Regions from separate parts of the Mus musculus genome. Here region 1 is linked to region 2. The links are chromatin contacts, found by Hi-C or POLR2A ChIA-PET in ENCODE. All regions are on one chromosome and are shown on one strand. Each heading gives the region's core, a stretch centred on a gene start or an enhancer-like site at or near the end of the contact. The rest is flanking DNA. Distances are from core to core; before and after follow the strand shown.

The links. Hi-C counts contacts between places; a loop is a spot of excess contacts on that map. ChIA-PET counts read pairs that join two places held with the same protein, here RNA polymerase II (POLR2A).
Region 1: a map of heart shows a loop between it and region 2 (1.9-fold over the local background). The contact joins the enhancer-like site here to the promoter of Mbnl2 in region 2. A Hi-C loop is called at or near these places in 7 of 37 maps with a recorded cell type or tissue (Patski, T-helper 1 cell, adrenal gland and 3 more). POLR2A ChIA-PET finds 5 or more read pairs at or near these places in 5 of 5 experiments (Patski and embryonic stem cell).

Annotation. Positions count from the first base shown.
Region 1 is chr14:120,310,604-120,315,708 of GRCm38, forward strand. All of the region lies in intron 1 of Mbnl2 (muscleblind like splicing factor 2), which reads left to right. All of the region lies in intron 2 of Gm52122 (a long non-coding RNA gene), which reads right to left. Among named protein-coding and RNA genes, the nearest start is that of Gm52122, 7.1 kb to the right of the region's middle. Within about 2 kb of position 2,598, at least 2 of the 3 ENCODE cell types and tissues checked have a DNase peak (open chromatin) inside an H3K27ac peak, as active enhancers do; they include heart, where a contact is called at or near this core.
Region 2 is chr14:120,272,201-120,277,623 of GRCm38, forward strand. Mbnl2 (muscleblind like splicing factor 2) reads left to right here and starts at 3,469. Exons shown (of 8, transcript NM_207515.2): 1 at 3,469-3,705. All of the region lies in intron 2 of Gm52122 (a long non-coding RNA gene), which reads right to left.

The DNA of each region.
Region 1 (5,105 bases), core at 1,348-3,847, 38 kb after region 2:
CTCTCCTGTCCAGTATGTCATGTCTGGTTCTGTTCCAGGGTGCCTTTGTCCTGCACAAGTAGTGAATGTTGGTCAGAAGTGGAGAGAGGCAAAGAGCTGGAAATGTTCTCTGCATGGTGTGTCTTGATGTCCTTACCTTAGAAAGCACACTTTTAGCCCTGCCTCACAGGAGGCCACTGTCTGAGGTGTCCTTAGGGATGCATCAGCTCTGGGGTGTTAGTTATTCTGAGATGTTGCTCGGCTTGCTAGAATAAGACAAGCCAAAGAGGGAGGGCAATGGAGCACCCTCTTTTATAGCCTCTCAGGCTCAACAGCCTTTCCCCCAGACAGCTCAAGGCACCAGCACCACCGCCCTTCTGCAGGTCTGCGCCTTCAACAGCTTCTTTCTTTCCACAAGGAAGTCTGAGGTGGCTGCCACTCAGACCTGGCTTGAGAAATAACTCGGATTCTGTGTTGGTGGGAGAGAAAACAGGAGGAAGGCTAATTCAGCCATCGAGCTGCTGAGGCTCGAGCCTTCTCAGTCCTTTTTGCTTTCTTCCTTCCTTCCTGACCTGCCAAGTGCCTTCCGAGGATAGCACCACTACCTCTACTCCTAGATCCCCCAAGTCTGCACTCTGCAAATGTCCCCCTTCCCGTGACATACGTTCCCATTAGATCCCATGGCTCAAAGGGCCTGCTAACGAATCTAGGTCAAACGCAGTCGAGTTGATAAGATTTTCACAAGAGTCCCTAAAAATACATCTCTCCTTAAGTCAGCCTCGCCAGTCACCGAACAGCCACAGAGCTTGAAGGGCAGAAGTGGCTTTAGAAACTGCCAAGCCCCCCTCCCTCTTAAAGCTCACAAACTGGATTCCTGGGGAGCAGAAATAATAGCAAGAACAACAGTGGCCGAGGACTATTTCAAGTCCCATCTTGAAGATGGAACAAAGCTCAGACTGAGCTCTGGAGCCTGTCCAGCCATGTGTTCCCCATTCATGTGTTCACTCCTCATTCAGCAGGGATTTGTTCGGTGTTTGCTATGTCCCCAAGTTAGGTGCTTTGCTAGATGCCAGGGGATATACAACAGATTCAGTCCCTTTACATTCCAGTTGTAAAATAAATGTGTGAGCACTGAAACCTGACGAGGGCTTTGGAGGGAAGACGGCAGGCAGGGAGAGCCAGCACGAACAGGAGCACTGATGAAATATTACATCAGAAGAGGCCTCCCCGAAGGGTGACCTCCAAGGCGTGGCTGTCTGGGAGAGTATTGCCAGCAGAAGGGTCCAGGAGATTAAAGCGTGGAGGCAGGATGCGCTGGTCACCCTGGGACCCAGATGAAGGCCAGAATGGCTGGGAGGAAGGAACGGAGGAGAGAGATTACCAGAGAAGCTGTGGGGCCAATCACAAAGGTTGTTGCAGATTGTTGGTCAGAGAAGGCATGGCACCAACCATGAAGCCATTGTTGACTATGTCAAACTCACATGTAGGTGGGCAGAGGGCTGATCTGCTTATATTTCTGACTACTTTCCTTTTTTGCTAATTAAAGGGAAGTAGGGGTGAGGTTGGAAGTAGGGATGAGGTTGGACGTAGGGATGAGATTGGAAGTAGGAGTGAGGTGCGAAGTAAGGGTCAGGATGGGAAGTAGGGGTGAGGTGGGAAGTAGGGGTGAGGTGGGAAGTAGGGGTGAGGATGAAGAGTAGGGATGAGGATGAGAAGTAGGGGTGAGGATGGGAAGTAGGGGTGAGGTGGGAAGTAGGGGGTGAGGTGGGAAGGGGTGAGGATGGGAAGTAGGGGTGAAGTGGGAAGTGAGTGAGGATGAGAAGTAGGGGTGAGGATGGGAAGTGTGGGTGAGGTGAGAAGTGAGTGAGGTGGGAAGTAAGGGTGAGGTGGGAAGTAGAGGTGAGGTGGGAAGTAAGGGTGAGGTGGGAAGTAGCCCGAATAGATGTCTTGAGAGCCTATGCTAGAAATAAACACAGAAATAAAGGTGGTTTGGGTGATGGAGAGCCGCCAGATCCCAAATCTCTTAAGGGTCATCCATGTTGCTCACCTGTGTATTGTATTCAGGTCTGAGGGGAAGAGAAGGACAAAGGAGAGAGACAGGAGCAGAGAGAATGGGTCTGTGGGAGACATAGCTGTCTAAAGCTATAAACATTGCCTGAGTTTAGAGCCATAAAACTGGACAGAGGAGTGCTTAAGCAGAGGCCTAGAAGGCATTACAGGGTGCGCCTGTATCAGCCCTTCTGGCTCCCACATGCGGCCACCTCCTCCTCCAAAGAGCACAGGCCACCAGGCATGAACTCTGTCATAGTTCTCATCTGTGTTCCCTTCCACCTGAAAAGCCTCATCGCAAATGATGCTCAGTAAATGTTTGTTCTAAGCACTACCCTGGTCTTATCTCACCATTAAATATGCTAACCCCAGGTTGAGAGCTGTTAAATGTCAGTGCGTTCTACCCTGTGCTTCCTTCAAGGCCGTCCAGCTCTTGGCTCTCGCTAGGTGACACCTGTGTGTGTGTTTCTTATCTCACCTTTTGAGCAGCCACGCAGTGGGTAGAATTCTGGGAAGCTGCTGACTCTTGTGTTTTCTGAGCACGTGCCATTGTAGTGTGCTGAGCCCTGGTCTAACCATTCTTGGCCACTCCCAGGTCTGACGTCACTCACTGCTCTGGCTTGGCATGTACGCAGCCACACATATGCACATATGGAGATATTTATGGACTCCCAAGATGCCATACACAGTTTCTACTGGGGGAGAATAACCTTGCCACCTACCTCAGCTGCTGCCTCCTGCACGCTAATCTCCCTCGGCCTTTGGACTTCTGGGTCGTGTACACTGTATCTCAAAACCCTTAACCCGTGTTTGCATCTCTCTTCGCATATCGCTACTCTAAGCCAGCCAGGAGTGGGTAAAGAAAGACACAAGTCCAGAGTCTTCTATCCAGGCTGCCTCTCCCTGGAAGCCTCTTTGTCTAACACACTTGATATTTCTGCCTCTGCTTTCCCCCCAGTGTTGTGTTACTACCAACATCCTTGTTCTCACTTTCGGTGGCATCCAAGGGCCCAGCCCCACCCCACCCCCTGACCTGACTGAAGTGGTGGAGACGGGGAGCTACCTAGAGTTGATTTTCCGGTTGTGTGGCTTCAAGCCACCCTCTTTCTACCCCGAGGAAGAATTGAGCAGCTTGTCTTTTCGTCCCAGGAGCTGCTGGTGTCCTCTCTCCTCCTTCCTCTGCCGGTCATCTCTAGCTCACCAACTCCCACTCTCGCCCACCGTCTTCCCAAACTCCTTCCTGTTCCCTTCCTTCCAACCCCCCAAAGAAGGGAGCCTAGGAAGGAGAGTTGGGGAGGCTGCCCACCTCCTCTGTGTGTTCGCCTCAACCTCTGATTACTCTGAGGAGCTGAGGTTCCAGAAACACAGCTGCCCAAGGTCCCATCCAGTACATCCAGCATGGGGGCAGAACATGGGCATCACCCCCCCTGCAGTCCTGCTGTCTGTCCTGCTGTCCCTGTGCCTGCACGTACACCATGGCTGTGTCTGTGCTTTGGTTGCTCTTGTCTTTACTCCACAACCACAAGAACCGACACCTGGAGAATCAAGAAAAAATGACACTGCGGATCAGCTGTCCACACATGCGCCTTGCTGTCCCTGCCACAGCGGGCATGGAGGCTACCCACATCTTAGTGCTCTGCCTCTTCCTCCCTTCCTACTGGATGGCTAAGAGACGCCTATGTTGACTGTTTTTTTTTTTTTTTTTTTTTTGCTTTTTCTGTGGTCTGCCTTGCTCTTCTGTCACGACTAAGAAGCTAAGTGAACTGTGCTCAGTCCTGTTCAGGTTGCCTTTTAGTCTCCCAGAGACACACACAAGTCTGGTTTGTCGTTGCTCTCGCTCAGGGAGTGTATCTGTCTCTTAGCCATCCCATGGCCTGAGCTGCCATTTTGGGTAACTTGGATGTCACCTCGTGGCCGTATTTCCAAATGGCCCTGACTTCTTGATGGATGCTCTTCATTGGAGCACCGCATCAGGTCCTTCTGCCCACGCAGAACACACACTTTGAAGTTCTCTTTGCCTCATCTCTTTCCCGTTTCCACGGACCCCCAAAGGTTACCGCTTGCTGACGATCACTCAGGATCTGTACGTGGTCTTTCTTTGCCAGCCATCACTACAGCTGAGTTTTCCCCCACGGTTTTTCCTTTTCTCTGCAACCATTGCTCCAGCCTTTGGACAATCCCCTACTTCTTACGAGCTCCTCCAGGACACATGTTGAGAGTTGTGCTTCCCTAGGGAGTCTTTTCCAGGCATAGTCTCCTCATCCTTTTTACAGTGCTGTTTGAGGTCCTTGGTGTTCACTATGCTGGCTCAATGTCCCCAAGTGTGCTTGGACATCCTGAGACCCCTGTCATTCTTTTCCATGAGTGTCACCCCTCCTTGAGGTGCACTGTGGAAACTCACACAGCTCTGGAACTTACCGGATGTGAGTGAACGGGCTTTGATGTCTTGCATGATTCTATGAAGAATGGCAACGGTCATTCATGGCCACTAAGTGTCCAGGTAGACAGTTATAATGTCAGAAGTCCAATCACGTTGATAGAAGCTGAGACCTCGACTCTGCTCTATCTGTCTACATCAACATTCTGGGATGGCTGAGTGTTATGAGTTGTTAAAGATGACAGCAGTTGTGCAAACTGAAGCATGTTCCCTGACTACTTGGGGATTTAATTCAGGCAGGTACTGCACACACACCTCCAGGTTCTCTCCCAGTTCCTCCTTTTACTACTGGGGGCAACCGTGAGCTTCCAGAAGCACAGCTGCTGAGTCCCAGCTAACAAAAGTGCATCTTTGAAAAACTCTGCCACTGGCCGTGCTTGTGACAACCTCTTCCCATGCAGTATCACACATCCACGCAGACGTGAGTTTTCGACTCTGATCCATATGTGCCTTCATTGCTAGATAACCTACAGCTGTAGCAATGCATTGATTGTTTTAAATGTATGTCTGTTGGCTGCATGAGGCATCTCTTCGATTTGTATTATGTCAAAGGGAAACCCTAGCATGTGTCGGCGTGTTTATCTAGAACTCTTGCCTCGCTGTACCTACAATACCTGACAGAAACAGCTTAAGGAAGGAG
Region 2 (5,423 bases), core at 2,219-4,718:
GACTGAGGACGACTTTGAGTGTCAGTCTTCTCCCATTGTTGGAGACAGGGTTTCCTGCTGCTCACTGCTGTGTACATGGACCTGAACAGCTAGCTGACCCACCAGCTTCCAAAGATTCTCCTGTCCTTCCTTGCCGTCTGACCTAGGTTTGTAGATATGCATTGCCACAGCTGGTTTTACACAGGCTCTGGGTATCTGAGCTTAGGACTGTTGCCGTAGCAAAATCCCATAAAATGATATGGTTATGTAATAGAAATCCATCTTCTCATAACTGAATACTGGAGCTCTGAGGGGTAGGTCCAAGGAAGATTTGCATCTGGTGAGGACTCTCCTCCTGGCTTGAAGAATGACATCTTTTCCCCCAAGTCAGAAGAAAAGAAAAAGCCCTTTCCTTGATAGTTTCTTATAAAACCCGAAATGTGTTCAGGAAGATCCCTTCCCTGTGACATCATCTGAACCTAACTTTCCAAGTGCCCATCTCAAAATATCATTCTGCAAGGTTAGCTCGTCAGCATCTAAAGTTTGGGTGGGGAATGTGAACACTTCAGTCCCTAATAAAGTTTTAAGTCAAGAAATATGAAGAATAAGATTTAAAAAAATGTTATTGCTCTGTAGGAGTATTCTGAAGGACCTGAAGAGGGTCAAGGACATATTCCCAGCCAGGGCTGAGGGCACAGGCTGGGAATCCTTGCTACCTTGGAGACTGAGGGTGGAGGAGCACAGACTGAAGGCCTGATTGGGCCACAGAGTGAGATGCCCACACCCTGGAAACATAGTAACATCATTTGTCAAATTGTTAAAAAAAAAAGGGCAATAAAAGACTGGACTACATGTAGCTCAGTGGTGGAGAATTCCCACACTATATGCAAGGCTCTATGTGTGAAGGACATCACAGGTTCACGAAGAAAGGGTGTGGGAGGGAGAGAGAGAAGAACAGGAGGAAGAAGAAACGGAGGGCTGGGAGGAAAAGAGGAAACAAGATGAAAGCAGTGTAAAGAAAAGAAATATGCCCTCAGGGCGCAGCTACTATTTCAAGAGTTAAGGATGTCAGTGAACAGAAGGACATTGGCAGGAAGAAACAAAGTAAAATGTTCTAAATATTCAGGTGGTAAACTCAACAGACTTTGACAATGGATTTCAGGTTACTGTTGGAGAGGGAAGTGAAGAAAAGTGTCAGGCTTTTGGCTCTTATAAATCAGTAAGTGTGACATCGTTTCTTGTGATACCAAATAACCAGCATGTTTGTGTGTGACTTCTTGTCCAACACAGAAATTACGCCAATGACAGACATCCTCTAGTGCAGCTCTGTCACACCAGCCTTTGTAGAGATGCTTTGTGCACATTCTCTTAATTAATGTAGGACACAGACCTAGCCTTCTAAAATGGCAAGATCAGCTCAGGCAAGCTAGCTACACAAGGCTGCATTGTTAGAGGCTTAAAATAGTCTGGGACAACGACCAGTACAGAAGCCTTTTGAACATGAGAGAGGCTGATGTGGGTGAGGCCGGCATAGCTGAAGAAATGGCAGGTGATCTGAGGTCTGTACAGTGTGTAAGGAGGGGAAGCGAACATGGGGTAGAGAGCAGGGAGCTTCATTTAGGAAAATGGCAGACTTAAAGTGGACTATAAAGGCAGGGGCCACATTTAGCAGGACCTTGAAAGTCTGTAATTTGGATTTTATGGAGGGACAGGTTTGAGTGTAAAAGGAACATGACTTTACATGACTTCAGAAAAACCTGTCTGGCAACAGGGAAGACCAGAACCGACGTGCCTTGAGGACCAGAGGCTATCAATTAGCTTTTGTACCATACAGGGAATAGGTCAGGGCTCTGGCCGAGCTGGGAGGAGAACACTAAGAGGCTTAATGTCTCTGGGTGAGAAATGGGCTTGACAGAGACTAAAGTCTAAGTAATAAGATTGTAAAAAATGGGGATTTCGTGTCAAAAGCAGGAGGAGCTGGGGAAGAAGGTAAGTTTGAGATCAACACTCAGGTATGTGTGCATAGGTGTATTAACAGTTTAAAAAGATTTCCACTTGTTTAAATGTAGCTAATTTAACTTTCCAGGAAAAACAAAACAAAACAACAGACTTAACCAAAGCCTATCAAAGATAATATTGACTAGAAATGAAAATCAATATTAGAGATTAAAGTGAAGAGGAGTAAAATAAGATATTCTATTGAAGAAAATTAGTCCACAAGTCACAAGAAATGATGTGTTTTAAGAACACAATTCCAAAATCTAAAAATACCAAAACCATTACATTCTGCCCTGTTACTCCATTCCAGATGCATTCGTTAAACAGTTGCAGAGAGAGAGAGAGAGAGAGAGAGAGAGAGAGAGAGAGAGAGAGAGAGAGAGAGAGAGAGAGGCTCAATCTTTCAGATGAATAGGATCTTTGTTCTTGCCTGTAGTTAGTCACGGGACCTTCATACTTAATTTTTAAGATGCAAAATGTTGTGTTTTGTGGAAGGAAAATGTGTGCTTATTGTGTTTTCTAAATGCCATATGTTTTTGTTTTTGTTTTCAAAGCATGCAGAAATGCTGTTGACTGAGAAGAAGAAAAAAATAACCCTTTCCGTTCTTTTTTTTCTTGCTTTATCTTAGGGAACCTCTGGCATCTGTGGGTCAACCTTTGTAGATTGAAAATGGAGGATGTCCCTTAGGTCAGTGCCATGTGTATTCAGCAGTAAACGCCCTCCAGCAGTCATTGCGGCACTAAAGACAGGATGGGCAACGTATGAGCATTTATCAAATGGCATCTAAGAAGGTTAAGACACAGTTAATCCCCCAGTGGGTGCCAGCCAAGAGCCTCAAAGCTTAATGTAGAGATATCAGTTCTGTCCTTCGGCATCCCCTAATTGAAGTCTCTAGTGCTCTGGAAACTTAGATGGAAAATATATGGGTTCCAGTAAGTAGCCACTGAAATGACAGCTCTCTAGAAAAGCTGTGTGCTGGGGCTTCAAGCATGGTCTGGTCTTCAGTGTGCAATCCAACTTGGCTATAGCCTCCCTCCGTCATGGAAATTGCCTGCAAATGTTTCGTAAGGTATCACTTTGCATGAAAAACACTGAATTGTCTCACAAACGAATGTGTACATCTATGTCAGTATGCTTCCTCAAACGCCCTAAGACTTTAGTTTGGGATCCAATTGGATTTCTTGGCCATCTTAGGAGTTTCGTGATTCCCGGAGTGTTTATGATGCAACTCCCAGCTACGGGCTGGGTGTCTCGAAGCGTATTTGTCTGAGCTACCCCTCTCTGTGCTCTGCCAATTATGTGCCACTTTGTCTCGGAGCTATGACTGCTTTCCTCGGAGAGGGAGATCCCTTTTCCATCAGTATGGACGCACTGTTTTCAGAGCCTGCCAGCGCTGTGTTGCTGTGTCAGTCATCCTATGAGGACCAGTTTCAGACGAGGAGGGCTGACGAGCTGGCCGGGGATTGGTGGGCTGAGCCTGGGCGGGGCCTGTGGGAAGGAAGGGCTGCAGCTCACAGCAACAGAGTTTAGACTGTCTTTGCTTCATCATCTGAAGGTAAAATTTTCCAGCCACGGCCGGCGGCTCGCAGAGTACAATAAACAGGGACGGAGAACTATTTGCATGGACCCCCCTTCCTCATGATGCGGTGGAGAAGCCACGGCCACTCGGTCCTGCCAGATGTTCTTGGGGTTACTGTACATGGGGAAGACGAGCAGAGCTAAACAAGGTAGGAGAAACAACCCCCCCTCCCCAATTTTTTTTTAATGTTTAAAGAGTTTGCTGCAGTATGCTGCATTCCATGTGTGTGCTTAGGGAAGCCAGGGAGACCGATTCCACTAATTCGAACGGAATACTCGCAGGAAACCCTGGAGTTTTACGTAACGTTTGGATTTGAGAACAAGAAACGGCAAAGCTGGAATCTACGCCGCCCGTTTAGGGTGAGGCATTAAAAAAAAAAAAAAAAAACCGAGGTTTTTATTTATTTATTTAAAGGACAGATTTGTTTATTATTATTATCTTTAATTATCTGAAAGATCCAGGCCAGGATTATCTTAAGATAATGGAGGTTTTTTACTGCCAGAGTGGGCTACAGAATAAAGTTTACGTGTTTCCTGTTCTTTGAAAACATACTTGAAATTAAGAATTTAAAAAAAAAATCTGCTTAAATAATCATCGGCTGAACGTTTGGGACGAAAATATGTCTGTTTCTTGGAAATTGGGGGCCACCCTGGTGCTACAGGGCAATGGCTTTAATTGAGTTTCAAAAGCACATTTTAAGCAGCACCAGGGCAGAAGAGGAAGCTTCCTGGCTAGTCTTAGACACTGTGGTTCAATGTTTACATTGCTTTTCCTGGCAGCCTCTGTCTTTGTTTCCAGCTTAAAAGTGGAACCATTATATTCAAAAGTAAGGCTGGGTTAATAATGCTTACTGCAATTATCTGATCTGTATGCATTTTTAATGAGAACACACAGCCAGCAGAATAATTTAATGAGAGCAGGCTAGCTTTTAAAGCTGGGCTCTCACTATGCCCAGCCAGATCAACTTTCTTGCCGAGAAGCAGCGGCTGGAAAGGGTGAAGCAGATTTATTTTTAACACACTTGGCCCAGGAGAAGGGAAGGCTTTCTCTGTGTTAAAGAATTCTTTCTGCCCTTTTCCGTTTTAAATTTCTGCCAGGCTGAGGAAACCGTGTTTTTTTTGTTAGGCCTTGGAAGCATGTGTTTACAATAAATGTGTAACATTTTTAGAATAGTTAGCAAGCACTGAAGCGAAGGGGGGAAAAAAAACTTGCCTAACTGCCACCTCCGTGAATGTTCTAATGTTCTTCAAAAAAGCCTTACTGTCTCTTTAAAAGACAAAGATTAAGTCGGAAAATGTCTATTAGGGCATTTTTATATTTAGGCAGCAACAAGGAACAAAAATTAAATGAGACATTTTATCATCTATGTAAGAGGAAGTTTCTTCCTCTCGTTTGCTCCGTTCTGAGGGAGAGCAGTGCTCATTTAAATAAGGGCAATGCCACGTACCACGGTTTTTACTTTCAAGGAGAAGTGCAGGACACTAGCCCAGAACTCCTGACGTCATCCCCCAACTATTTCTGCTGTGTGTTCTTCTATTCAGCTTGTGGAAAGGAATAGTTCTCTATGTCCAGGCCAGGAACATTCGAACTCCCAGTTGGCAGGACTTGAGTTATGTCTTCCCATTTAAACCCACAGCCCATCCATCCCCCCTCACAGGCCAAATAGGGCAACTTTGCCTACCTGCCTGTCTGCCCAGGTTTTCTGCAGGCTTCTGGCTTGGCTAGAGAAAAGCCATGGCCTGCCTCAGGGAGCCGGATTTCACTTTCTTTCTGGTCTAACTCGCTCTGTGTCGTGGCTCAGTAAGCCTTCCTGTGTGGCCTATCCCAGGGGGTCCCGTCCCAGGGGGTCCTATCCCAGGGGGCCCA